7 separate regions of the Homo sapiens genome follow, and all the other regions are linked to region 3. The links are chromatin loops, found by intact Hi-C in ENCODE. Cell type or tissue: endothelial cell of umbilical vein. All regions are shown on one strand.

The links. A loop is a pair of places that touch in the nucleus more often than their neighbours do. Peaks named below come from ENCODE experiments on the same cell type or tissue, not always from the same donor. Only the 100,000 strongest peaks of a DNase experiment are listed, where the experiment ranks them.
Region 1: it touches region 3 in a loop (5-fold over the local background); 19 of 110 quality-filtered maps call a loop at or near these places.
Region 2: a loop joins it to region 3, with 4 times the contacts of the local background. A loop is called at or near these places in 7 of 110 quality-filtered maps.
Region 4: a loop joins it to region 3, with 5 times the contacts of the local background. A loop is called at or near these places in 7 of 110 quality-filtered maps.
Region 5: a loop joins it to region 3, with 3 times the contacts of the local background. A loop is called at or near these places in 19 of 110 quality-filtered maps.
Region 6: a loop joins it to region 3, with 5 times the contacts of the local background. A loop is called at or near these places in 2 of 110 quality-filtered maps.
Region 7: it touches region 3 in a loop (3-fold over the local background); 7 of 110 quality-filtered maps call a loop at or near these places.

What each region holds. Positions count from the first base shown.
Region 1 is chr1:66,436,241-66,440,240 of GRCh38, reverse strand. It overlaps LOC105378776 (a long non-coding RNA gene), which reads right to left. Exons shown (of 3, transcript XR_947467.2): 3 at 588-801. Among named protein-coding and RNA genes, the nearest start is that of SGIP1, 96 kb to the left of the region's middle. In endothelial cell of umbilical vein, a CTCF peak has its summit at 3,686; DNase peaks (open chromatin) are centred at 960, 1,630 and 3,720; H3K27ac peaks cover 2,404 bases.
Region 2 is chr1:66,269,851-66,273,850 of GRCh38, reverse strand. The region is part of intron 7 of PDE4B (phosphodiesterase 4B); the gene reads right to left. Among named protein-coding and RNA genes, the nearest start is that of PDE4B-AS1, 220 kb to the right of the region's middle. In endothelial cell of umbilical vein, no CTCF peak of the experiment used is centred here; a DNase peak (open chromatin) is centred at 2,460; H3K27ac peaks cover 1,628 bases.
Region 3 is chr1:66,369,359-66,373,358 of GRCh38, reverse strand. PDE4B (phosphodiesterase 4B) reads right to left here. Exons shown (of 17, transcript NM_002600.4): 17 at 1-1,046. The coding sequence ends at 681. Among named protein-coding and RNA genes, the nearest start is that of SGIP1, 160 kb to the left of the region's middle. RefSeq lists enhancers at 29-78, 449-538. In endothelial cell of umbilical vein, no CTCF peak of the experiment used is centred here; DNase peaks (open chromatin) are centred at 1,588, 1,878 and 2,698; H3K27ac peaks cover 3,071 bases.
Region 4 is chr1:66,263,859-66,267,858 of GRCh38, reverse strand. It overlaps PDE4B (phosphodiesterase 4B), which reads right to left. Exons shown (of 17, transcript NM_002600.4): 7 at 1,772-1,821. Among named protein-coding and RNA genes, the nearest start is that of PDE4B-AS1, 220 kb to the right of the region's middle. In endothelial cell of umbilical vein, no CTCF peak of the experiment used is centred here; DNase peaks (open chromatin) are centred at 68, 908, 1,938 and 3,818; H3K27ac peaks cover 3,911 bases.
Region 5 is chr1:66,444,606-66,448,605 of GRCh38, reverse strand. No RefSeq gene overlaps it. Among named protein-coding and RNA genes, the nearest start is that of SGIP1, 88 kb to the left of the region's middle. RefSeq lists enhancers at 1,916-1,965, 1,976-2,025. In endothelial cell of umbilical vein, a CTCF peak has its summit at 2,000 (motif pointing right); DNase peaks (open chromatin) are centred at 2,025 and 2,945; H3K27ac peaks cover 1,298 bases.
Region 6 is chr1:66,502,387-66,506,386 of GRCh38, reverse strand. No RefSeq gene overlaps it. Among named protein-coding and RNA genes, the nearest start is that of SGIP1, 30 kb to the left of the region's middle. In endothelial cell of umbilical vein, a CTCF peak has its summit at 2,316; DNase peaks (open chromatin) are centred at 56 and 2,336; H3K27ac peaks cover 847 bases.
Region 7 is chr1:66,251,810-66,255,809 of GRCh38, reverse strand. All of the region lies in intron 4 of PDE4B (phosphodiesterase 4B), which reads right to left. Among named protein-coding and RNA genes, the nearest start is that of PDE4B-AS1, 200 kb to the right of the region's middle. In endothelial cell of umbilical vein, a CTCF peak has its summit at 2,316; a DNase peak (open chromatin) is centred at 2,289.

The sequences.
Region 1 (4,000 bases), 67 kb before region 3:
CTAATTTTCTGTCTTTTGTCTAAACACCCACATACCTAATTAGTGAATTCAAGTCTCAGGTAAATGCAATTAAAGGAGACCTGAGGATGTGGTCCTCTGCCTTTCAAGTAGGGAATGCTGAACAATTGAGGAACTTCAGAGACTGGGAAGTTTTGAGAGTTTAATGCACATTGAAGTTTCAGAGGGCTCCCAACATGGATCAGGATTTAGGGGGTTCCTAACTGAATTATATGTGAGGCTGCCCCAGGAAGAAGATAGAAAGGAAGATGCATTGAGATACATATCAACAGGACATATTTTCTTCCCTGGACTCTCAGTCTCCATGGTAGTTCAAATATTCATCATGAATGGAAGTTTGATATTATAACTCCAGTGTCTGTTAGGAAGAAGAAAGAAATTAAAGGGGGAACAGCTACTGTGTCATGGAGAAACACCAGATGTGTGTACCTGGTGAGAATGACTCAAAAGTGCCAGGAAAAATTTCAGGTAGCATTTTCAAACAATCAGGATAATAAATCAAGTATTTCAAAACACAATGACTTAAGCTGTTGTTTCTGGTTAATAACAACACCACAATTCAGCAAGACTGTAAATAATGATGATTTTACTTAAGCAATTGTATTTTTAGCTAGAGAAGTACACATTCAGCATTGAAATCATGGAAGTGAGAATTTGGAATTATGAATTGTTCTGGACGTAGTTCCTCTCTTGCCCTAGCACTCTTCAGCTTTCTTCCTTGGTCAAAATTGCAAGGCTGTCTTGAACAGTCCTTTTAACCATCTGGTGCTTCAGCTTTCTCCTCTGCAAAATAGAAAAAAAACTTTGTACTATTTGTTTACAAAGAGCATACTAGGTTTCTAATATGTATTTCTTAAATAAATTGATGGTTTGTTTTTGCCAGCATTAAAGCGCTATCCAGGTCACGCTGATGACCATAATCTTCCAGGGCCTCTAAACCCTGCAAAGGATGTAAACTAGTTCCTGATTCCAACTGTAAAACCCAACTTCCTCATTTCAGTATAAATGATACATTAACAATGAGTCAATACCATGAAAGTGTGCATTTCCTAATACTGACATGCTTTTCAAAATTTCTCAGTGCTTTTTCTTTCATTTTAAGTTGGGGAAAAATCAGCAGCCCTCTCGTCACTACTACTCTTTTATATGAGCAAAATGAGGCTCTAATGACTGAATAACTTGCTTAATTTTATATAACAAAGACCCTAGATCTATTGATCTTTCTTCTATCCAGGTACATTTATTAATAGAATTGCCAATCCTCTGTTAAGTCCTAGGACAAATAAAAGTGTCTGATGCTCCATTAAACCTGCTCTTGGTACCAGATGGTAGATGTGAACCTGTTGTAAAAATTGACTGAAGGAGTGGTAGGAGTCGTATTGATAAAGGAGTATGGCTGTCCAGACTGGTTTAATCCCTAGTCACTTGAATCATCCTGACGTGTTAAAAAACAAAACAAAACAACCAAGAGGATGAGTGCATCAGAGAGGAAGGATATGGAAGATTTGTTTAGTCTTAGAAGTAGCACATTAATGCCAAACAATAGGATGACTTCGACTCCGAAATAAATTTGAAGGAATTTGAATTCCCCTTTCGAATTCGAACGGGAAGGAGAAGGGAATGATTTGAAAAGATTTTCAGTGCAAATCTCTGCCTTTTGGGCCACCCATCCCAGCCAGGCTAGTCATGGTGAGATCCAGAGTTGGGGCTAGAGGAAGGGGCGTTGTTGAAAAATAACATGAGTCACAATCCAATGGAACAAAAATGTCATTTCTAGAATATGATATTTAAAAAAAATAAAATGGGAGAAGAAGATGCTCACCTGGGTGTACTAACTTTGTAGCCATAAAAGTTACACAACTGCTGCTTTGAAATGCATACCATCTCAAGGAGGCCTATAGGAAGTCCTGCCCCACATTTTGCTTGCCTACAGGGTCTGCTATTATAGATGCAGTTAGGAGATTAGAGCTGGCCATTTCTGGCCACATCCGTTATTGCCAACCACTATGAGAACATTTATAATTCTGAATCAGGATATAAGAATGAGACAGGCTCTAGAACACAGTTTCTATCTTTGGCACTATTGACATTTTGGGTCTGATAATTCTTTTTATGGAGAATTTTCCTGTGCATTGTAGGGTATTTAGCAGCATTCCTGGCCTCTGCCTGTTAAACACCATAAGTAGCTCCCCAATGGTGACAAACAGAAGATGTCTTCAAATATTGTCAAATGCCCTTTGGGAAGCAAAATCATCCCCAGTTGAGAACCACTGCCCTAAAACACTGTAGGCAATCTTTGTCACATCTTCCACACATAGAAAAACTTTTTGTTTTGTACAAATGTTTTCTCTACAAAACCTGGAGGGTGATCTGGGAATAGCTCAACAAAGTTCAGTGAAAAAAATTGTCACTCTTTATATTTATATCCTTATAGGAAAAATAAAATACAAGATGTTTAGAAAAATATCAAATATTAAATTTATATAAAGGTTCCAAATAAAATAATTTTAAAAAATTAGAAATTTGAACTTATTACCATTGACATATCTTTTTACCAACAGATACCATATTCAAAATAGCTATGCAAAACTCTGAGTAAGACTTCTTAATGATGATTGTTTCAAATTCCTAGTGGTGTGTATCAACAAGAACCTTCATTCCCACAATAAGATAATTTAAAAAATTAAAACCATTGTTTACAACTATTTGAAGATTTGCAACATTTGAAATTAAAGAACCTAATAGCTTATCCTTTTCTTATACTGACAAGTTAATGTTTAATTTTTTATGATAGAGCAAAGGTACTTTAAATTCAGACTTTTATGCTATCTAGCATTCCAAAATAATAACGAAGGTCTAATTTGTATATTGCATATGCATTGTAAGAGCAGTTGCCCTACAGCTAGCATGGAAACCACTAAATGGACTTTTTTGTCCATCTGCTGAAGATGAACAGGAGTATCTGATATATGTGAAAACAGATTCTGGGCTATCACGTGTTGCTGGGCAGACCAGAAATCCCCACCATGTTTCTGCACTCACTCATCCCCACTGGCCACATCTTGGGCTAAGCTCTAAGCTTCTGGGCAGCTGGACACAAACTACCTACTGATCCTCAGGCCTTACCTAGAATGGTCTGCGGTGCTAACTGCTAGGATGGATGGCTGCTGAGATGCCCATGCAGTAGAACACCTACCTTCTTGGCTGTGTGCATTCAGGGCATTATAGTGGAGAAATGCATGGTAAATGTGACTCATGGTGCCCACTGCCTCCTCTAGGGACTATGAGGGTGGTCCTTGGACTCCTACACTGCTCAGACCAGTCCCCAAGAAGACTCTGATGAGGCTTCTCTTGGCTAGAGGCACATTCTGAGAGCTGAGGAACGCAGTAATTCATAGCACACCTATAATCCGTTTGTGGCACACCAGTGTGATACTACATATAAGCTAGGAAGCTCTGCCTTAAAGAATTCTGCCTAGCCCTAAGGCACCCTGTGGCCCAAAGAGAGGCATGACTCACCTCAGATCACACCCTCAGTTAATACCAGAGCTGGAACCAGCAGCTAACTCTCTGGCTCCAGGCACCACAATCATGTCGATTCTTCATTTCATGCCTTTCTTCCTCCCACTGATGCATTCACCACAAACTCCTCATGTGCCTCACCTACTAATCAAAAACATTGGCTGGTCCAGCACCTACCACAAGGGGAGCAGTGTTTCTTAAGCTCTGTGGTGCATAAGAATAGAACTTTAAAAATATGTATATTTAACTGCTGTGTGTTTGTGGAGAAAGTTGAAGCAGGAAGAGGGAAGAGTGAAGCTTTATTATGGGAAGCACAAGTAGAATTTCCATTCTACTCCATCTAATTTCGCTGGCTGAGTACTAGGCTGAATACTAGATCTTGGTGAGCTTAAAAGAGATCTAGAAACCCAAAGCTACAAATATGGAAGAGTTTGAAAAGCAGGCTATTTTATCTATAAAA
Region 2 (4,000 bases), 100 kb after region 3:
GATATTTCAGTAAGCCTTAACAAAGCTGAACATGAGCCTCACTTCCTTTCTAATCTTATCTGGTTCAGGCATGGGCATTATTTCATCCCTATTTGTTCAGTCCATAAACATTTATTGAGCATTTGCTATGTCCCGGGCTTTATGTTATAAATTGAGGATATAGAAAAAGAGGATTAGTATTTGAACTTGGGATGCTTTTAGTTTAGAATGGGAAAAAATGAAATAATTACAATACAGTATGACAAGTGTAATAACAGAGATTTTGAGATAATAATTAACAGTAATTTTGGGTGAGTTGCAGAAGGTATATCAAGAAGATGAAGGGTTAAAATGCACTTTCCAGAAGGAAATGGGTAAAGGAAGTAGTATTTCCTATGCACATAGTATATATCAGGGCCCAGGCCCTGAATTGAGACTATATATTTATTTTAATCCTGAATCCAAGAATCAGATGATATATAGAATTTGTTCACAGTGACAATGTGAAAAATAATCCCTGAGCTGAATATGTAAATGATATTTTGGAGAAAAGGCAACCAGGTAGAAGAAACAGCATATATGAAAGCAGGAAAGCAAGAAGATCCTGGTGTATTTCAGGGATGTATATTCAGTGCACTTCAGCCATCAGTTGTGCAGGGGGGTGGCAGCGTAAAGTGGGAGATGAGGACAAAGAAAGAGAGCAAAATTCTAAAGGCTTTTGCATGCCTGGTGAGACATTTAGGTCTTATCTTGAAGGCAAAGTATAGCTAAAGAAGAAAATAATGTAACCATAACTGGGGTTTATAAGAATAGTTCTACTTTGGGAGGCTGAGGTGGGCGGATCACAAGGTCAAGAGATTGAGACCATCTTGGCCAACATGGTGAAACCCTGTCTCTACTAAAAATACAAAAAATTAGCTGGGCACGGTGGTGGGGTCCTGTAGTCCCAGTTACATGGGAGGCTGAGGCAGGAAAATCGCTTGAACCCGGGAGGCTGAGGTTGCAGTGAGCCAAGATTGTGCGCCATTGCACTCCAGCCTGATGACAGAGTGAGACTCCGTCCCTCCAAAAAAAAAAAAAAAAAAAAAAAAAGAATTCTAGTACCAGAATGGAAGCTGGTTTAGAGTGGGGAAAGAATGAGGACAATAATAACAAGTTGGAGGACCACCACAATGCTTTAGGTACAGGATGATGGAACAATAAACAAAGGCAGAGGAAGTGGGGGAGAAAAGGAAAAAGATTAGAGAAAAAGACTAAAGGAGTTGGCTGTGGTAGGTGAAGAGGGAGATAAAAGGGTGGATGATGAAGATGCTACTCAAAGTCAGAAAGACAGAAAAAGGGACAGTTGTGTAGGTGAATGAATTTGGGTCTCCAGATGAACCAAAAGGGGTTACCAGAGGTAGTCAGATGTCTGGCATTTATATACAAACTTACTGATAAGTAATGGGGGTTGGGGGTCTCCAGGGAGTGAAGGTACAGGACTGAAGAGAGAAATGGGTTCTAAAACCAATGGGATAGTTTCTGACAACCAGATTTGAAGAAATCTGTCTGCTCAAGATGTCTCCCTAACTTCGATCCTGGAGGTGGAAGAGTCCAGATGTGTGAGGCGAATCTCTGGCTCTGACTCCTGGGGCTGTGCAGGTAAATAGAGCTGTCAAGAATGCCCAGAAAGAGGCACATGTTTCCTAAAGGGCTCTGCCTGCCATGCCTGGGAGCTGCATGACCAGGCTCGAGGCAGGCAGCAGCTAGGGTTTGGGAGGACACAGGCACGTGGACAGCCTCCTGTGGGAGCGCTGCAGATGAGGCAGCTGAGAGAAGTGAAGCTTTCTTCCCAGCTTCCTCCTCCACCCTTTGCTGCAGATCCCTGATGCTACAGCACAGTGCTAGCTGCAAAAAGGTTGATTCATAGATGAGGGGATGCAGCGACATGCCACGCAGGGATGGCAGAAAGTACAAAAGTGTGTGTGTGTTTGGAGGAGACTGTTTATTCAGGGAACTATATATCAAACACGACCTTACTGGCAGACAATAGTGATTTGCCTAAATAATTTATGCAACCAAGTCAACATCAAGATAGGCTGTGTAGAGCAAAATGTGAGACTCATTTTTAAAAGTGGGGTACCTCCCTTCATGGTCTCAATTACAGGAGATGCTTTTGCACACAAAACATTCAGGCAACAGTATCTGGGTATCTGCTTGAGCCTACTGTAACCAAAGAGAAAGAAAGGCCGGAACTAAAATGCAAAAGAAAGAAAGAAACTGTGTTTGGAGATAGGTCTGCTACAGTATAAACTTTTCCCTTTCTCTGGCTTACTGCTATAGCAAAACCTGATGGTTGTCTTTGTAAAAAACGTGTCTGTATCTAGGTCCCTGGCAGCGATTTGCCTCTGGGAGGGCCAGCAATCTATTTAATGACTCCATTGACGTCAATAGCATAACTGAAATACTTACTAACATGCATGATTCCAACTTTCAAGGGGAGGGTGGGTGGATGTTGTTTCTCAGCAGTACAAAAATGTGAAGTGGAGTCAACACGGAACGGACTCAACTGTTCAGGCAGCTAGTGAGAACTTAGATGAGGCCTCCTCGGTTTCATTCAAAGAGAAGAAATATTTATGCTAAATTTGCAAATTAATTTTGAACTAGTGAAATAACCATAATAAGCAGGGTGTTATATTTGACAATATCTGCTTAAGGGAAACATTTTAACGTTTGCACTTTAGCTGAGGTATTAATGTTTTTGCGAGTACCAATACTTAATTTTAGATATGTATGAAATAACTGCAAATCAATATAAACAGCTCAGTGTTGATGCTCTGGGGTAAACTTTCATAAGAGGGCTATTTTAGACAAAAGCAATTATTACAAAACAACCATTTGGAAAATTATTCTCAAAATAACTGGGGCTTTTCTGGTGCATTTTTGCTATCATTTTATATGCAGGCTGTCTAAACGCTGAAGGCGAGTAATTAAGGCAATTATTCCATTAATTCAGCACACAGAATTCAGAATAAGGAAGAAAACATAGTTTGATATTTCTGACTTTTTCTTTTTCCATTCTTTTTTATCTCTTTTCTTTCCTTTTTCTTTTTTCTTATAATTCCCTCTAATCTTTCCTTTATCATGACTGGTCAGAGCCTTTGGTCACAAGATTGATTTTATTCCTATTTGTCCGTAAGTGTTGTAATCCTGCCTGACAGTTCTTGCTTAATGTAGAAACCAAGCAAAGGTTCTGCTTGTGCTGGGCCTCATTTCCAGTCATCTGATGCAGCACTGCTCTCAGGCTATTGCTGTGGTTCTCAGAGAGCCCTTTACCCATGCACATATAGACCCTGTCTCATCACAGGTCCTGAAAGTTCTGGCAAAGAATGAGAACGGAATCAATGTCATGACTTTCTGAATTCCTTAAAATCGAAGATAACTCACTGACCCTCTTGTCCACTACTTGAAGAGACCCTGCATCTGGTACACCCACATGAACCTCCGGAGGGATAGTCATAATCAAGTAAAGCTATGGGCAGAACCTGTATGGAGAAATAGGTTTCCAAGGAGAAAGCCTCTTCTTCTGTTTTATCAGTTGGTAAAAAGCCAATTCCTCCCCAGAATGGCCTAGACACATATTAAAAGAAATGTCTCATACGATTTCTCTGAACACAGTCTTTTCTTGAAATGCATTCTAATTGACTGGTGTTGAAAATCACCATAAATCAAGGCTATGGATATCCAGGCTTTGATATCATTAGTATCTGCAGCAATCTGGCTTGAAGTCCTCAAAGTGATTCCCTAGTCATCTTGGTGCTATGGTTTGCTGTCATTTCCAGTGACCCATAGACTTCTGTGGTGTTTTTCATAACATCTGATCTGTTACCAGTGGTAATGTTCCTGCTCAGTAAATTTACTGATAAATTTTAGAAAAAGAAATTTAGTAGAGAGCACCCCACCTTATGTATCAAATTGGCTGCTAAAATATTGTATACATGATACATATTATTTTACATCAAGTCACATTTACATGACTCGG
Region 3 (4,000 bases):
AACAGAGAGAAGTTTTAAGAGTGACTGTGGAGTTGGACTGGACAACAGGGGAAGGAAGTAAAATGTGGTTAGAAGTGTATCCTTTCTGTCTGTTTGCAAAAGTAACTGTAGTAAAGTGAAGGATATTGCCCAAGAAAGAAGGAAGACTATTTTCTTTCCCTTTTCCAGAAAGAGTCAAAAAAGTTTGTCAACTTTGAAAGCTTATCTGTGTAGAAGTTGATACTAAACTCCAGGTATTCAACAGGCATTTTAAAGACATGAAAATGTTTTACAAAAAAGGCACACAGGTTGGCAGACAAAGGGACAAGTGAGAAGATTCATAAATGAAGTTATTAGTCAGTGAGTTCAGTCACTGTCGGGGATAAGTTCCCGAAACTTAGTGCAGAATGATCTCTCAGTTTTGTGTCTTCCATTTTCAAGCCATGTGTCTTGATCAGAATCGGCCCCCAGCAACAGCTTCAGCCCTCTCCACCAAGCTTGCCATCAAGGCAAGTCAACCGTGGGATTTCCTGAGCTGCTATTTGCTTCCTGGTCTTGCTTTCTGACTCCAAACTCAAGTAACTGAAAGGCCAGGTGGCCCTTGTCCTGTGCAGGTCTTGGCCCCCATGGTGGGCTGGCCCTACCACATAGCTGGCATGCTCATCAAGGATAGAATGTTCATCTCCACAGGGAGAGGGGGATTATGTATCCACGGGGGACTTGTCTTCTGTTGCAATGTCTATGTCAGTCTCTCCCAGGGAATCTCTGTTTTCTGGATCAATCACACAAAGCGTCTTTGTGCTGCTGAAATAGCTGTGTCCCTCTCCCTCCTTCTCAGGTCCTTCAGAATCTTCCTCATCGAGAGTCAGTTCAAACTGAAACTTCTCCATCAGACCCTGGCAGTCCCTGTTCTGCTCGTCCAGTGGTGGTGAGGGACTTTGAGGTATCATGCTCTGATACCAGTTCCTGTTATCTTCTAAGGTATCGAGAATGTCCTGAGCATCAGGCTGTACCAAATCTGCCCATGTCTCCCACAATGGATGGACAATGTAGTCGATGAAACCAACCTGGAGAAAAATAAGATGACACATCTGTTATTGTGATGGTGCTTGAAAAGTAAACAAGGTTTCCTGGTTTCCATGCAAAGAAAGAACATTAATAACTTCAGAAAGATCAATCATAATGGATTCCATGATTTGGGCACTCACAATACAGTGGGTCTTACACTGAATGCAATCGATGTATTCTCTCTTAATCCTGGAAGGTAAGTATTGCTGTTTACTATTTACAAAGGCAGAAACTACGACTTATTGAGATTAAATATCTTGTCAGAGGTCACATAACTAGTGACTGGTGGAGCTGGGACTCAGTCCCAGCTTCATCTGATTCCAAAGCCCGTGTTCATCTTGCTACAACAGACTGCATTTCCTTTTATGTGCGCCAGATAAGAAGTCTGGATGGAATCCTCATGATTTCCAGGGACCCAAAGACAAAGAATGACTTTGCCACTACTTGGATTCTGTGAGTCATTTTCTGAAGAAGGCAGGCCCAGGTCTAACGTGTTTTGACTCAATATTTTTTCCTTGTTAACTTTAAAATATGTTGCTATTCCAAAGTGATGAGGAGCTGGCTCCTGACTACTCTGGAATTTCTCAAGTTCTGTGGAATGCTTTTGGCTGGTAGAGGAGTTTGATGAAACACGTGAAAATACTTTGAGCCCTGAAAGAAACACATATCCCCTCGGTGGACATCCATGCAATTGTTTTGGATCTACAGAGCACGCAGTCATTTCCAACAGGTGAAAGAAGGGAAAATAAAAAACAATTAAGCAGTTCCTTTTGCTGATGTTCCTGTGATTAAATACCAGGCTTATGGCTCTGTTATGGTTTACTCAGGGGCTATGCATCCTGCATGAGCTAGCAGTGTGGCCTTACGCTGGCCTCCTCATTGTTGGACAAACAGGAAACACTGGGGGTGGGGACAAGTAGAGAGAAAGAACAGGCACTAGTTGAATGAGGGAAGGGAATTCCCCTGCCATGGTCTGGGGAGCTACAGAGATGCTGCATTGGGATTTAGGGGTAGATGGTCAAAGGGCACCCACCCATGGGACATTATATAGGTCTCTTTCCACACTACTGGAAACTTTCCTTTATTAACATGTTGGTAATTGGCCAGTCATTTAATACATCCAAGTTGTACTGTACACAAGAACTTTGGTCATATGTGATTCTTTCATAAATAAAATTATATATATATATATATATATATATATATATATATATATAGTATGATGTGTGTGTATATATATATATATATATGTATGATGTGTGTATATATATATGTATGATATATATATATTTTCTTATTCTTCTTCTTTCTGGTGCTTTCCTAGCCTTAAAAAGGAAGTTTCACAGCAAAGTCAGGGAATCTCTGATCTATACTGGTTACAAAAACTCAACCGTACATGATTCAGATATTTCTCTCACTTCCACCCACTCCTTTTCCCTCCCTTTTACTTCTTTATGTGTGCTTAATGAATGTTAGAGACTATTTTCAAGGTGTTTTCCAGGGACCCAAAATAACAAGCTCAAGGTAATGGAGAAAATTGAATAAGCTGAACACAGTGCAGTCATTTCCTTTCTTCGCTTGTTTTGCTTCTGCTAAGAAATGCTGAGAATGTTTTTGAAAGGTAGCTGCTAGTTATTTATTCCCTAGATCACAGGACGAGAGAGCTGTATGAATCCTGAGAGCACCCAGTAAAGAGCTTTACTGCTGGGCCAATCAGACAGTGTTCAGCAGAGCCCATTGGTGGGAAATACCAGAGTGGATAACGATGTCATGGCAACAGGAAGACCTGTCCCTAAGATGGAGAGTGAAGAGCTTTGGATGAGAGAGCTGCTGTAGTGGACCAAGAGGACAGCTTTGCACCTGACATGCTGGGGAAATATCTACTTTATCTATCTTGCAAGGCTGTTTGGGGATCCAAGTAAGATAATGTATGGAAAATGTGTGAAATGCTCCACAGAACATCATATAAACATAAAACATCACTGCTATTAATAAAAGGGTGTTATTCCTCCTTACTGATTCATATCTTGTTCCACTTAAGCCTTTGGGCTATTCGAATTAACCCTCATTAACAATGTTAACTTGCATTTTTACAGTATATTAGACTTCAGAGCACTTTCACAGATTTCTTTCTTTTTTTTTTTTTTTTTTTTTTTTTTTTGAGATAGAGTCTTGCTCTGTTGCCCAGGCTGGAATGCAGTGGCACAATCTCAGCTCACTGCAACGTCCGCCTCCTGGGTTCAAGCAATTTTCCTGTCTCAGCTTCCCGAGTAGCTGGGACTACAGGCACACACTACCATGCTCGACCAATTTTTTGTGTGTTTTTGGTAGAGACAGGGTTTCACCATGTTGGCCAGGCTGGTTTTGAACTCCTGACCTCAGGTGATCCGTCCACCTCAGCCTCCCAAAGTGCTGGATTACAGGCATGAGCCACTGTGCCCAGCCCTTTCACAGATTTTTTAAACTCATTTAGTTGGGTTTCTCTAAGAAGCAACAAAATAAATATTGCAAAGGAACTGTATATTAATATTACAAGTATATGCAAATTTGGAGTATCCAGGTAGTAGGGAAAGAGGATAAATACTGAAAATAAACAATCCAAATGTTTTTGGGATAAAGATCTTGGACAGTCTATGAACTCATTCTCAATCTCAGCTACTTGGCTCAGCCCATTCGTTTTCTTGAAAAATCTTTGTATGGATACTGATACTTTCCATTGCTGCATATTCTGCAGCTATTGGCATCTGGACATTTCTGTATTCACCCCTCCAGACTATTGTCCCCTGTCCTGAGCACACACAGAATGTGTTGCTTTGGACACAACCAGAAAATGTCAGCATGTTCTCAAAAGCATAGAAGCATCCTTGGGAGGGAAGACAAGACAGGGCTTTGACTATGCAGTAAAAGAGACTGCCTCTGGTGATGGTCACCGTGGGCTTGATTAAGGACAGAA
Region 4 (4,000 bases), 110 kb after region 3:
AAGCTGATAATAAGAACAAAACAAGGGATGTGTGTCTCCTCCTTCCTTTTCTAACCGTGGCTAAACGTTAAGGAGATTTTGAAACCCGTAATTACGTAGTAATTGGTATCACTACATTCTCTTCCCAGTGAAAAGCCAAGATTTTTGTAGTTTGCCACAGAGACAGAAGGAAACAAATTGCCTGAGTGGTACTGTCATTTCTTTGCTCCATTGTTTGAGAAGACTTTATCAAAAGAATCCCTAGTTGTCAAGCTGTAGTTGCTGTGCCAATAATCACAAAAGGATCTTTCCAACCACATCTTTGGTTAATGAGCTAATTTATAGAACCATAAATTGTACATATTCTCCTAATGTTTGTCAGTATTTATTACAAGAAAAAGAAAACATAGTCTAAATAATCAAATTGATGTAAATTTGGCTAACAGAAATGTGAGCAACATTGCCTCACTGGTAGGCCAATATGATGAAATGATTGGAGTTTCAAAACTACCTCCTTCGATCTCCAAGTATGTAACACGAGTTATATGTTAAAACATCCTATTTTGTTTCTTTTTATAAAAGTTCTAAAAGAAATAGTACATGCAGCACACCAGGTTTTTGAAGTCCATAGAGTACTGTTTACTTCTTTATATTTCATATTACGAGGCTCTAGAGTAAACTCACCTTTACTTAGTATCTTTCTTTCACTTTTTTTTCTCGTTCTCAATCTTTCTTTTATAAAAATATTTTAAAAAGCATGCACCACAAATACTTCAGAAGCCAATGAGCCAATAGAATCTGCTGCTTTTGTTCCCTTCTTTTAGAAGCTAAGCTTTTGTAATACTTCCGTTATACTTATGATCAGGATACCAGAAAGAAAACACAACAACCAAGAGAGAAAGATTTTAAGTATGAAGCGCTGCTGGAAATAGAAAAGCATGTGAGGCATCGTTAGGTGTCAGGCATTAGGTGATCTCAGTGTGAGTTCATCTTAATTGTTTCTCCTGTGGTTTTTCTCAAATCTACTGCTACATTAGTAGGGAACAGATTTAGGAGAAAACATTATTTGGACTTTAACAAATATCATAGAACTGGTTGCATTTTGTGTGAAGAAGAATTTCAGTTCCAACAGAACTCCATGGTGTTCCTTCAAGGTGGCCCTTCCTCTCTGCAGCTCTCAACACACCAAGAAAAGTGGATGCACTGTCCTGAAAGATGAGAGGTTAGGTTCTTAAAAAACAAAAAACAAAACAAAACAAAACACCGTTGAGGAACAAAGTTGGATGCCCTCCAAAAGAAATGATTCGTGACCTGGAAAGAGCCTTTGGTTTCACACCTGGAAAGGATGTAGATTCAAGTGGAATCTATAGTTGACATTAAGAGGGAAACCACTAACATATCCGCAGGGGCCCTCAGGCGAACGTGGAGCACCTTAGGTCTTCGATGTTAGCTCTCCTGGAGTTTATTGGGGCCAGCAAGCTGAGGTCAAGCTGCACTGTCAATACAACTCTGTCTCCTGCTCCTCTTTGGGGAAGAGGCAGCATTACCCCATGTTTATCATATTCTGAAAGCCTGCACATACAATGGGCAAATTATTTAGTACTGCTTTTAATGTGGTTTTAATAGAGTGAAGTAATGCTCCAGTGTACCTTAGAAAAAAGTCACCAAGAGACATACTTTTGAGAGCCACAATATGCAAACAACACTATTGTTCTAAAAAACAGTTCTGAATAAGAGGCATGTTTATTATTCTATCTTGAAACATCTAGATAGACCTTATGACATGGCCTACCTTGTGGGTTGACTCTGGAGACAGGAGGCTGACTAGCAGCTGGGGACCTCCTGTGGAGACAGAGAAAAGAAGGACTGAGTCTGTGTATCAAAACTGCCCATTCCACCCCCGACACCCCACCCTCATGGTTACTGAGGACTTTTCCAGGTCATAATGAACTATGTAGTGACATAATGCCATCTCCGGAAGGCAAGCTCCTGTAACCCGGGTAGATGACTGCAATTCTCTCACATCCAGATGGCCTGGAATTTCCCTCTGCAAGTCCTCAGGATGCTCAGACTCTCCAGGAAGGAAGTTGTTTACTCCAGGTCCCAAACCAGCCCCCTGTTTTAAGTTTTGCTGTTCCAAGAAGCCCTGAGAAAAAGAGTCACTTGCTCAGGCATCACTCGAAATGCCAGAGTGAATCTCAATTCCTTTGGGCAGTGCTGTAAAAAGTTATAGCCAGAGGAACCCTTGGCGATCAATCACTTCAGGCCCCTAATTTTTGTACCTCAGGAGACAGAGACCTAGAGAGGTGAAGTCACTTGCCAAGGTCACACAACCACTGGGAACAGTCATCCAGCTTGCTTTACTTAGGGAACAGAATTTTCATGGAGGAACTGGGACGTCATTCTACATCATAACAAGCCTGCTGATGTCAGGGGTTAAATGAAACAAGCAAACCCATGTTCCCATAGTACTGGGGCTCCTCCTTTTTTCTTGTTTCTTTTCCTTTCTCTGCCCCTAACCTTTCAATTTCACTGCTCTTACCCTTCTTCTCATGTTTTGCAGAACTTCTACCAGACTCTCCTGTTTCCTGATGCACTGCTGGAAAACTTCTCAGGAATACTATTGAGCGGGGCTCTCAAATTTTAGGGTGCATCAGAATCACCTGGAAGTCTTATTCAGACACACTGCTGGGCCCTACCCCCAGAGTTGCTGATTCAGTAGGCCTGGGATGGGCTTAAAAGTTTGCCCTTATAAAAAGTTCCCAAGTGGTGCTGATGCTGCTGGTCTGAGGACCACATTTTCAGAAACACTGGCATTAAGGATTCTCTGCTCCACTAAGGAGTAACAGGACATTTGCAATGAGCAAGAGAGTGAGACTCTAGTCCAGTGGTTCTCAAACATGGATACGCAGCCGACTCATCTGGGGAGCTATTAAATTTCTTTTTCCAACCCTGAAGAGTCTATTTCAGTATATCCGAGATGAGGCCTGGGAATCTGTAGTTTTCACTTCTTTTTGCATTCTCTTGCACAGGCAAGCGTGAGAACGAAGCCAAATTCTAAATGACAAAGAACAGCCTGCATCGTTGTTGCTAAAGAAGAGTCTTCCTACTGGTGTGGCCACAGAATTAATTCCCTAGGTTTTTCTACTGCTCTGAATTAATCTCTGGTCCTTTAGGGACAATCTAGCTTGTAGGTACCCATACCTAGTAGCCGTAGTCTATAGACAGGGTCCACATCTACCATTAATTTACTAGCTGGGTGATCTTAGGCAGGGTACTTTTAAACTCTCAGTGGTATGAAATTTTCACATGTGACAAGAGAAGGGAAATTATCATATAGTGATTGCTTTTCTCTGCTAGGCTGTGCTAGGTATTTCTTAGCTTCCACTGGGAGTATTATCACCCCATTTTAAGGATAAGAAAACTGAAGCTCAGAGAGTTTAAGAAACATACTGACACATGATTTATAATTGGCACAGCCAGAATTCAAAGCTAAGTCTTTCTGAACCCAAAGTGCATGCTCTTTCCACTATACTATATGCTGATAACACCTGCACTAATACTGAGGGCTGTTTTTCAGGAAAATTAAGAGATTAAATTCCAAAATCCTTAGCCTGGCATTCAAAGTCTTTGCTCTCTAGCCCCAACATCCTTTTCCCAGCTTATCTCTCATAATTCCTCATTGCCTGACATTTCATCTCAGACCACTGACTGGCTCTGTGCTCTCATGCATCCTGTACTTCTCTTTTGTAGCACTTTAAAATTATAGCTTAAATAGGCTCTGTCTAGTTAGTGTTCAATACATAGTTCCTTTGATTAAATGTAAACATTATGTGAGCAGGGAACAACTTGTTTACCGCTTGATCCCTGGCACCCAGGATGGTCCTTCATATGACAAGCATTCAGTAAATACTTATTGAATAGAAGAGTGAATGAATGAGGGACAGAGCTGACTCACACTTGCCAAGGCCAAACTTGAACACTTCTTTTTCCTTGAATATGTGCTGCCCCTTTCCTGCCA
Region 5 (4,000 bases), 75 kb before region 3:
CCAGAGTGCTGGAATTACAGACATGAGCCACTGCGCCCAGCCCAGTTTTCACATTCTGTTTTTCTTGCTTTTTTAAAATTTCCTTTTCCATTTCTTTTGACCTTTTACACATGGTTGTTTCTGTTGACAAAAAGCCAAACTCTGTAAAATATTTGAAGAGATTTCTTCTAAGTCAAATGCAAAGACCATGACCCATGATACAGCCTCAGGAGGTCCTGAGAACATGTGCCCAATGTGGTTGGGTTACAGGTTGGTTTTATACATTTTAGGGAGACACAGGACATCAATCAATACATATGAGGTATACATTGCTTTGGTCTGGAAAGGTGAGACAACTTGAAGTGGGGGCTTACAGGTCATAGATGAATTCAAAGATTTTCTGATTGACAATTTGTTGAAAGAGTTAGTTATTATCTAAAGACCTGGAATCAACAGAAAGGAGTGTCTGGGTTAACGTAAGGTGATGTGGAGACCACAGTTCTTATTATGTAGGTGAAGTCTCATAGGCAGCTGCTCTTAGAAGTAATAAATGGCTAATATTCTAATATTTCCTATTCATACCTTTAAAAATGCTAAACTCTCATCTAATCCCTTCAGGGTCAGAAAAATACCTGGAAAGGGAAGGGGATTCTCTGCAGAATGTAAATTTTCCCCACAGGAGACAGCTTTGCAGGGCCATTTCAAAATATGGCAAAGAATTATAATTTGGGGTAAAATACTTTTGTTTCTTTCAGGCCCTGCTATCTGTCATGTGATGCTATGCTTGAGTCAGGTTGGAAGTTGGTATCTTAATGTTACCAGAGTCTGTTTTGTCAGTCTTGAGATCTCTGTTTTAATTTTAATGCTGGACAGTTGTGCCTGAATTCCAAAGAGAGGAGGGTGTAATGAGGCATGTCCAATTCCCCTGCCCTTCGCATCATGGCTGGAACTAGTATTTTATGTTTCTTTGGAATCCCCTTGGCTGACAGGAGGGGTCCATTGAGTTGGTTGGGGGGACTTAGAATTTTATTTTTGGTTTGCATTTCACATTCTTTTTCGGATCACTCCAATATCTGGTCTTTGAAAGTCTAATCTTTCATGTATTATTTCTGCTGTCTCTCATGTGCTCCTTGTGTGTTCTTTGGTTTTGGTTTTTCTGTTTTCGTTATGAGCTATATTTTATGGAATACAATCTGTAAGAATCCAATAACCTATATTGGAGGTGCTGATTGCAGCAATGTAAGTATTTATTTCCAGACAATCCCACCATATAACTCCCTCCTCTGCTCACTTGCTTACTGCTACGGCTGCCTGCTCAGGTTGTAGTTCATTGCTTCTGTTATTATTTACTTAACTCTTAGAGCCTCAGAAGTTTTCCCTCACTTTTTAATAAGTGTAACAATGCATTAAAATTATGTTTATTGTGTGTGTGTGTAATTCATCATTGGATTATAGGTCATTGGATTATAGGTCAGATACTTTTTGAGCCCTGAACATCATAGGCTGTCCTTTTCAAGACATCATATAATGTCCTATTCCATCATAAGAATCTTTCTCCAAAATTCCATGAGAATGACCTGAATCTTGATGTCTCATTCTCCAAGACTCAAGAAAGCACATATATTTGCATTCTCAGACTGATAGCAACTGAATGGTTATCATTCAAGGAGAACTTGTGAAAGCCTCCCCTTCCCCAGAAATGTCCACATCAGGAGCTTGGCGTTTAAGAGGTCTCTATGTTCTGGTATCTGAGCTGTCTGAGGGTCACTTTGGATTACAGATTCAGGAGTGAGAGGGACCTGGTAGTGAAGACCGCAGACTAGAGATGCTTGTAAGAATAACAGGGGGAGAGAGATTTCTGAAATTGGTATATGGATTTTTGTAATTAACATTTGCTATATCCCCAGTGTCTAGTATAAGCTCTGACAAATCAGAGACTTTAGAATAAATCCTTGTCGGTTGAATTAAAAAAATCATGAACCCTTTTTGAGCTTTAGCGACAGTATTGCTTTCTACCACTAGATGGTGGTGTAAAACCACTTTCTCTCTCTCTCAGGCACACAAAATGGCCTTCGTTGTTTTCTGGCCTTCCAAGCAGAAGATTCATCTCCCCAGTCTCAGCTTTTCAAATAATCTCAATCTGGATATCACGCGGCCTTTTCTTTCTGAGAAAAGCTTGAAATCTTTCAGATTCATTCTTGAAAGCTGTGATTTTTCCAGCAACACGTCTACTAATATTTGATTCACACTGGGAAGATTTCTATGGCTGTGACATCCAGAATGCAGATACATCTATGGAGCATGGTTGTTGTTGTTTTGGTCAGAGGTGGCAGTGTAGATTAATTAATGGAAAGAAAAGAAACCAGAAATTGTGAGATTTGGATACCAGACTCAACATCTCTGTGCCTTTCCTCAAATTAAAAATATCCAACTTGGCCGGTGATTTTCAAATTGTTCTCTTGTTCCACAATGACCTAAGGAAACTTCAGAGACAAGTCCAGCTGACAAGGTGTGTGCATGTGTGTGCGTGCATTTGCACATGTGTGTGCACATGTGTGTTTGGTGATTGGAGCAAGTATGAAAGGTTCAGTTATGTTGATGCCCCTCCTAGCCCTCACATTTGTGGTTCTAAGTTCTTTCGTTTTCATGATTGAATTTTTCACCCTGGTCTACTTGAGTGCATACTAAGAGATGTGGGGCTCTGGACCAGCCTGAAAGGAGACCCCTGCAGTCTCTGTTCATCTCCAGCACCCTCCTCTTCTCTCTCCTGGTTCTGTCTTTCTACTGTCTTGCTGAGCTCTTGCTGCCTGGCTCAAATAACTCAACACAGCAACAAGAGGTATTTGGAGAAGGGTTGGAGAGACAGAGTTTTCATGGCAGTGCAATTAATTGAAAAAGAAAAGAGCCAGTTCTTATAATGAGCCTGAGTAAGTACATAAACAGAAACTGAATGTCAAGACTCTCAAACAGGAAAGCGTCACCCCAGCAGGCTGTGCACAGAGGCAGGAACAAAGCCCACAGAGGCAGGAACAAAGCCCACAGAGGAAGAAACAAAGCACATAGAGAAGAGGGTCGCAAAGATGGACAGGTGGGACCATGAAGTTAAACAGCTCCACGAGCATGCTTTGAGTGTCTACTATGTGCTGGGCTCTAAGGATATGGAAACAAATGTAAGGAAATCTTAGGAATTGGGAGAGAGGTTCCAAACTAGAGAGCTACCAGGCCCTATTTAAGTGCTTTGACAGTAGGAGGGACAGAGTGCCAGGAAAATTCAGAGAAAAGGTACCAAATTTAGTGTTGGTGGGTTTGGGAGACTCCCTGAAGGAACTAATGCACAGAAAAAAAAAGGAAAGGAAAAGAAAGGAAAGGAAAGGAAAGGAAAGGAAAGGAAAGGAAAGGAAAGGAAAGGAAAGGAAAGGAAAGGAAAGGGAGGGGAGGGGAGGGGAGGGGAGGGGAGGGGAGGGGAGGGGAGGGGAGGGAAGGGGAGGAGAGGGGAGGGAAGGGAGAAGGGTGGGAGGGAGGGAGAAATAAAGAGAGAAAGAAGAAAAGTTTGTATGAGCTTAAAATTGTCTCTCTAATCCTTCTCCAAATACCTCTTTCCTGATGCTGACGTGTTGACTTATTTGGGCCAGGCAGCCAGAGCTCAGGGTGACATTAGAAAGACAGCACCACGGGAGGGAATAGGAAGGTGGTGGGGGTGAGCAGAGACCTGCATTCATTCTTAGCTAAAGGGTTATCTCTTTTCAGGAGAAATTTTTATCAGACTTCTTTAATATATATTTGGTAGTTGGTTTTATACAATTATGTAGTATTAATAGCTACTCTTCGTTAAGTTCTAAGCATAGTTCTAGGCAATTTACATACAATTCCACATTTAATCCTCACAACAATCCCTTGAGCTAGGCAGTAGTATCAAGATCTTTATGTTGAAAACTGTTTTATGGAAAATTTTAAGCTCACACCAACTTTCTTTCCTTCCTTCCTTCCTTCTTTCCTTCCTTCCTTCCTTCTTTCCTTCCTT
Region 6 (4,000 bases), 130 kb before region 3:
CTGATTGGTTGGTGATGAAATCATAGGAATGTGGAAAACGGATGGTCCTCATGCGCTGAGTCCACCTCTGGGTGGGAAACACAGGACCAGCTGAGTCATGAGTCACTGGTCTCAGTCGGGTGAGTTGCCAGAATGCAAAAGTCTGAAAAATATCTCAAAAGACCAATCTTAAGTTTTACAATAGTGATGTTATCTATAGGAGAAATTGGCAAAGTCACAAATCTTGTGACTTCTGGCCATATGATTCCTGAGCATTAAGAGATTATAGAAAAACAAGCTAGGGACAATGGCTGGTTATTGTTTAGCTACACCTACATTTTAGCAGAATTCAGGCCCCTCCCGTAATTCTAATCATTGTTCTTTCATGCCAAAAATTCAGACAAAGGTGGTTTCCATTCCTGAACAGGAGGGGATCAGTTTTAGTAAGGGACTATTATCAATCATCCTTACATTAAAGTTAAACTATAAACTAAATTCCTCCCATGGTTAGCTTGGCCTACACCCAGGAATGAGTGAGGACAGCCAGCCTGTGGGGCTAGAAGCCAGCCTGTGGAGTCAGCTGTGCTAGACTTCTTTCACTGTCATAATCTTTGCAAAGGTTGTTTTAAGTTTGCTCTGTTGCCCTGGCTGAAGTGCAGCATCATGGTCATAGCTCACTGCAGCCTCAAACTCCTAGGCTCAAGCAATCTTTCCGTTGCAGCTTCCCAAGTAGCTGGGAATACAGGCACATGCCACCACACGCAGCTGAAAGTTTCAAATTTTCTACCTTAAAAATTGAAATAGGCTGGGCGAGGTGGCTCACGCCTGTAATCCCAGCACTTCCGGAGGCTGAGGCGGGCAGATCCCTTGAAGTCAGGAGTTCAAGACCAGCCTGGTCAACATGGTGAAACCCCATCTCTACTAAAAATACAAAAATTAGCCAGGCGTGGTGATGGGTGCCTATAATCCCAGCTACTTGGGAGGCTGAGGCAGGAGATTCACTTGAACCGCGGAGGTTGCAGTGAGCCAAGATTGCATCATTGCACTCCAGCCTGAGCAACAGAGCAAGACTCCGTCTCTAAAACAAACAAACAAAAAACCACAAACAACAACAACAATAACAACAAAAAAATGGAAACTTCTGAATATTTGACATGAGGCTTTTGATGTGTTTTTGTTTGTTTGTTTTTGTTTTCATGGTTAGCCTGTTTCTCTTAAAAGCAAAGTTGAGAGAAGGAAAAATACCCACATACTGTATTCTCTTTTCAGTTAGACTTTAGGTTTACCAAGTTTTACCCCACTGCCCCACCACTTCACAATTAATTATGCACATTGAGAAATTGTAACTTATATCAAATTATGTTCTAAATATATTGTTTGTTTCATGGAAGTAAAGATTAATAGCCTAAAAGGGGCTTTAAAGATTATATGTTCAACCCTCTCAATTTATAAGAGAATGGAAGCTCAAGGAGTTAAAGGAACGTGGCCAAGTTCATGCAGCCACACTGCATGGCAGAACTTAAATTCAGATTCTTTTTTTAACTCCCCCAAATTATATTTAAAGACCATAATTAGTTTAGGATTTTTGGAAATACTTTTATCATAAAAAATTGCAAAGGCAGAAGCTTACAGAGTTGAATATATTATATGTATGCCTACCACCCAGCTTTATTGAATTTTAATATGTATTTAGATTTGGAAATAAAATATTATAGGTAGAGTCGAAGCTCTTCTCCCATGTTCTCCTCCAAAATTCTCATCACTTCTGCCTTTCCTCAGAGGTAACGATCTGAAAAATTTGATGTGTTTCAGGAATTCCTTTAGGAACACTTTTAAAAGGAAATAAATTCTAAAAGTAATTACATTTACAGAGAGTTTTTATTCTTACTAAACTCAGTAAACCTTTAATGTTAATAAGAGAATGCAAATAAAGTTTGTTTACAGAAAGAAAAAAAAAACACCCAGTGGAAGGAAACTGACTGTCCGGATATGTCTTCCAGCAAAACACCAAACTGAAACTAAGTTTTACTGACTAAAGATCATACATAAGAGATCTTTTGGTTTAATAATAAGAACCAAATCCTGTTTCTCTATGAGTGAAAATGGAGAGAGATGCTTTATGGGCATGCAACCATGGAGTAACAAAACACCCTATAGCTCAAGGGGTCCTTTGCTTGGCTTAATGCTCTGTTATTGCTGTCTCAAAATTCTAGATACTTTTTAAACAAAGGGCACCATATTTTTATTCTGCCCTGAGCCTTGCCAATTATGTTGCTGGTTCTGGTTCCCAAGGCAAGTGGCAGCTAGCTACCGTCTAAGGACTCTTGAGGTGACAATGGCTGTCAAATCCACTTTGTCCTCAGGAGGGTGCTGTTCCACCTTTAATACTCAGTCCTAGTCTTAGATGCAGACTTTTTGCCTTCATTTCCCAATGTGCAGCTAAATATAAAATCAGGAATGTGTAAGTAGGATTTTAAAGTCTGAGCTACTCCAAAAGAGAAATAGACATGGAAATACAAATAGATATGAATTTGTTATCTATTTGTTGAGCTTTGACCTTGTGCCGGGTGCATGGTAAATTCTGTGTTTCTTTAATTTGTATAACACCTTATGATACAGATGTGATCATTCCCATTTTACAGATAAACTGAGAAACAGGCAGTTTAAGTATCTTCCAAAGAGTAAATAGCTAGTAAAAGGAAGAATTAGAATTTTAGCCCAGTTCTCTCTGCCTTCAGAGATCATAAGTGGAAGTTTTGTTTGTTTTTGTTTTTAATCTAGAAAGGATAATTCTAGAAACAGCCAAGTAACAATTTTTTTTCAATTTTTTTCAAATGTCATTCTCATAAAATGAGAAAGATTTTCCATGGTGCATCATGCAATTTTTGAACCCACCTTACTAATTAGATGCAAGGTCCTGTATTATTGTCCTGTTCCAATAATCATGTATCTCAAGGTTTATTTGTCCAGTGGAAAAGTTAACTATTTATTGTTATGTTAAAATGCGACCCAGTATACCTAGTACCCATACAGAAAACACATTTCCTTGCAGGAGTTTATATTATTACAGTATAAGTTGGTCTCTACTATAAAATGAAGCAATGGTAAGTACCACATTGAATATGATATTTCCTCATAGAGTTTAAAGAGCAAATCAATATCAGATTAAGAAAATTCCCTTTGTTTCTCAGTTTATCATCATAAATGGGGGTTACATTCTATTGAGTGCGTTTCCCACATCTACTGAGATTTTCATACTTTTTTCTCCTTTCTTAAGAACATAAGGTGTCCAATTACATTACTTGGCTTTTTAACATTTTAAATCTTGAATAGCTGATATAAATTCCACACAGATATTACATATTCATTTTGTTATACATTACTGAATTTGGTTTGCCAAACTTCTCTATTGTATCTTTGTTGTCTATTCAATCCATTTTTGATTTTATTTTTATAATAAATACCCTTTCTTCTACTTTCCTTGGGTTTATTCTCTTGTTTTCATTCTAACTTCTTAAGGTGAATGCATGGCTCATGTATTTTAAGCCTTCCTTCTTTTTATTTCCCAGTATTACCATTTACAGTACACAATTCCTTTAAATACAGCTTTGGCTGGACCCCACCAGTGTTTTAGTTTTTACATTCAGTATTTTGTTTTCCATTATGAGTTCTTACTTGATCCATGAGTTGTTTACAAGTGTATGCTGGAATAAAAAAAAGATTAAAAATAAAATAATCTGTAATGCAATCTGTGAAATTTTCATAGCCTTTAATTCTCTATCTTTAGCTTTGTCTAATATTCTATTCTGCCTGTCCACCGAGTTCTAATTTTAGTTATTATATTTCTCATTTCTAAAAGTTTTGTTTCCTTTTCACATCTTCTTGGTCATTATTTAATACTCCCTTGGTTCTTTAAGCATATTAAACAGCCTTTAAAAATACCTACTAATTTTAATCTATAAATCTTATCAGATCTAACTCTGCAGTTTATTGTTTCTGCTCACTCTTGCTTCATATGACT
Region 7 (4,000 bases), 120 kb after region 3:
GAAACAAAGTAGGGGAAACAAAAAATATTTTAAAAACTGTAATAGACATTTTAATACAGAATGAGAATTAAAAACAATGGGTATACTTCATGAAGTCCAAAGGAAACATGACAATTACAGGTTAGAGAAAGTAGGAAAGTCTTGATTGAGTGAGCAGTGTTTCAGAGGAACTTTGAAGGATTTAAAAAGTCAGGGATGGTAGATGCTGCCAATGAAGAGAAATGGCAGGAACAAAGGTACTGAAATGGGAAAATACTGAACACGCTTATTAAGATGTTTGATGGCTATTTGGGTGGAGCAGAGCATATTAGCTATAGACATTTGTAGAGAATAAGGATAGAAGGCCTCCCACGCTCATATTATGGACAGTCCAGACAAAGATTATAGAGTCAGTACTTAACTCCATAGAAAGAAATCACCCAGGCTGGGCGTGGTGGCTTATGCCTGTAATCCCAGCACTTTGGGAGGCCGAGGCAGGCGGATCACCTGAGGTTGGGAGTTTGAGACCAGTCTGATCAACATGGAGGAACCCTGTCTCTACTAAAAAAAAATACAAAATTAGCTGGGTGTGGTGGTACATGCCTGTAATCCTAGCTACTTGGGAGGCTGAGGCAGGAGAATTGCTTGAACCCAGGAGGCAGAGGTTGCAGTGAGCCATGATCGCACTATTGCACTCCAGCCTGGGCAATAAGAGTGACACTTTGTCTCAAAAAGAAAGAAAGAGAAAGAAAGAAAGAGAAAAAAAGAAAAGAAAAAAAGAATGAAAGAAAAGAAAAGAAAAGAGAAAAGAAAAGAAAAAGAGAGAGGAGAGAGAAAGGAGCCAGGGAAGGTTTTTAGTGAGATGGAAAGTGAGATGGGCCAACAGAAAAGTGTTTTAGAAAGTAAAATGCCTTGGATGTGGAGGGATAGATTGGAGTGGGGACAGACCTGGAAAGAATAGTTAGAAATTGCACCCATTCTGATGAGAACCAATAGGTAATGTCAAGAAAGGGACAGAATGAGACAACTTGAAGAGAGCCCAGAGGTTTTGCAGAACTTGACATTTAATTGGATAAGGGGTCATAAAGAAATATAATTTTCAATTTAAAAAATGGATATCTGAGAAAACAGTGAAGCCGTGAGTAGAAATAAGGAAATGAGGAGTTTCCCCTCCTGTTGGGGGAGTTTAAGGTAGTCACTGAGTTTTTAAGGTACACGTTGAACTTAAAGGTACTGATTTGTATCCGGGTGGAGACATCGAGCAGGAAGACTGAGATATGGGAATTCGAGCTATAGATTTAGGGGTTTCCTACAAAAGTAGGGATAGTTAAGGCCATGGCAGGAAGTGGCCCCATGAGGTGGGGGTACATATAAATAGGGAGCCAAAGGAAGAGCCTCAGGGTTCTTGGAGAGATACAAAAAAGAAAAAATAATCAAGACAGGAGCAGTTGTGATAAATGGAGTGTGGTGAACTGTATCAGAAACTGACCCTTTCCAACCTTTTTTCCCAAGATGAACTTTGAGATGGGTGAAGATCTTGTGGTTTGTTCTGATTCTTTTCTTTCCTTCTTTCTTGCTTTCTTGCTTTTCTTCTTTCTTTCTTTTTTTTTAGGCTAGTCAAGTGAAGTGTTCTGATTTCTGATGTGAAGTTCACATTGTTCATAAGACAACAGGATGAATTTGGGACAAGATAACGGATTTAGATTTAAGTGCATCTTCTATGACTCCCGGATTTCCAGAGTCTAGTATCTAATAAAAGCTAATTAATATAAGTAAATCTCATGCATAGGTGGTACCTTGAGCTGATGTACTGTTGAATGAGTTGGAGGAGTTATTAAAACTGTACAATCCAAAGATTAAAGGGAGATAAAGAAACATTAATAGGGCATAATGTCAACATGACTTTATCATTATGGAACTTTTGAAGTTTAGGAGAACAGAACATTCAGAAGCAAAAAATGGATTTTACAGATGCCCAGCATTGGTTCCCTTAAACAATTTGAGCTGCCAAAGCTAATGCTGTATGTTAGAAAATTGCTATTAGAGAATCTATCAGATAATTTATAGAAAGTAACAGAAAAGAAACAAAACAAAACAAAAAACTTCTCTTAGAGTGCAACCAGATTATTTATGGAACTATTATAAATTTTTAAAAATCATAATTTGATAAATCACTAGTTAAGAATCAAATGGCATAGAAATTATAAAACATTTGATTGATTATGAAAACTGATACACTTCTTACTTTCCCAAACCCCTGGAGAAGGCAATGCCTCTCAGGAGCAAGTCCAGATATTCAGAATCATTGCATTGCAAGAGCAACATCTAGTGACAAAGCCAGCACATTACAAATTTGTAGAATAACGAAATGAGCACTCCAGTCTTAGTACTGAGTCATAGAATTGAGTGTATGTAGGTCTGCTCTAAACAATAAAATGATTTTCTAGAAAGCAGAAATACTGCCTTTCACTGCCACACTCTGAATTTTATTAATTCATTCCACCTTTCTCTGTTTTCTCACTACACACAGAAATTAACTTGTAATTTCCTTAATTTTTGTCTGTCATATGGAGAGATATATACTATAGTGGTTAACAGCACAGATTTTGGAGCCAAAGTGAATTGGTTTGTTTCTCAGCTGCATTATTACTAGCTATGCGACATTAGGTAACCTCTCCATGTCTCAACATTTTTACCTGTCAAACAGGGTTCTGTGAAAATTAAATTAATTATTACATATGTACAACTCTTGATAACAGTGCTTAGCACATAAAAGCAGATTAGTTATTGAGTTATAGTTATTATCAATACCAGTAGGTATCTTTATTTTTATATGGATGGTCCTCAACTTAACGATTATTTTACTTATTTTATTTATTTATTTATTTTTTGGAGACAGAGTCTCACTCTATTACCTAGACTGGAGTGCAGTGGCACAATCTTAGCTTATTGCAACCTCCACCTCTCTGGCTCAAGTGATCCTGCTATCTCAGCCTCCTGAGGAGCTGGGACCACAAGCACGCACCACTACTCCTAGCTAAGTTTTTGTATTTTTTGTAGAGACAGGGCTTCGCCACGTTGTCCAGGCTGGTCTCAAACTCAAGCGATCCACCCACCTTAGCCTCCCAAAGTGCTGGGATTACAGGCCACCACGCCCTGCCCAATTTACAATTTTTGAGTTCACAATGGCGCAAAAGCCATATGCATTCAGCAGAAACTATACTTTGAGTACCCATACAACCTTCCTGTTTTTCACTTTCAGTACAGTATTCAATTACATGAGATATCGAACACTTTATTATAAAATAGGCTTTGCTTTGGATGATTTGCCCAACTGTACACTAATGTAAGTGTTCTGAGCACATTTAAGGTAGGTTAGGTTAAGCTGTAATGTTTGGTAGGTTAGGTGTGTTAAATGCATTTTCAACTTAGGATGGGCTTTTTGGGACATTGTAAGTTGAAGGGCATCCATAATTAAAGGGTTGCATGTCTGTATTTCCAGCTGATGAGAGCTTCTTTAATCTTAATTCATGTCTGTCCATTGCAATCAAGAGGACTCATATTTATGTTATATTTACAGTTTACAAAGCACTTTCATGTACATTATTTCATGTAGTAAGAGAATGCTCCTGATCCCAGGAAATAGTGCAACCACCTATCTTCTCGACCAAGCCTGAAACCTCCCTCTTCCTTATCCTTCAATTAAACACTAACTCCTGCTGATCCTGACTTGCAAATATGTACTAACTGCTCACTAGATCATCTGTAATATAAATCCCCATCCTCTTTTACATGAATATCATGGCAGCCTCCTGTTTGGCTCTGTAGGTTTGAGTACTAGCCTTTAAGCTTCCCTACCCTTTAAACCATTTTCTATACTGCAATCAGAGCTATTTTTTTAAAATGTTGCATTATATGTTTATCTGCTTAGTAACTCTCCACTTGCAACATAAAGGCCAATTCCTTAACATAGGCCCTTCATGATGAGGTTCCTGCTCACTTTTCCAGTCTTGTTTTTCAC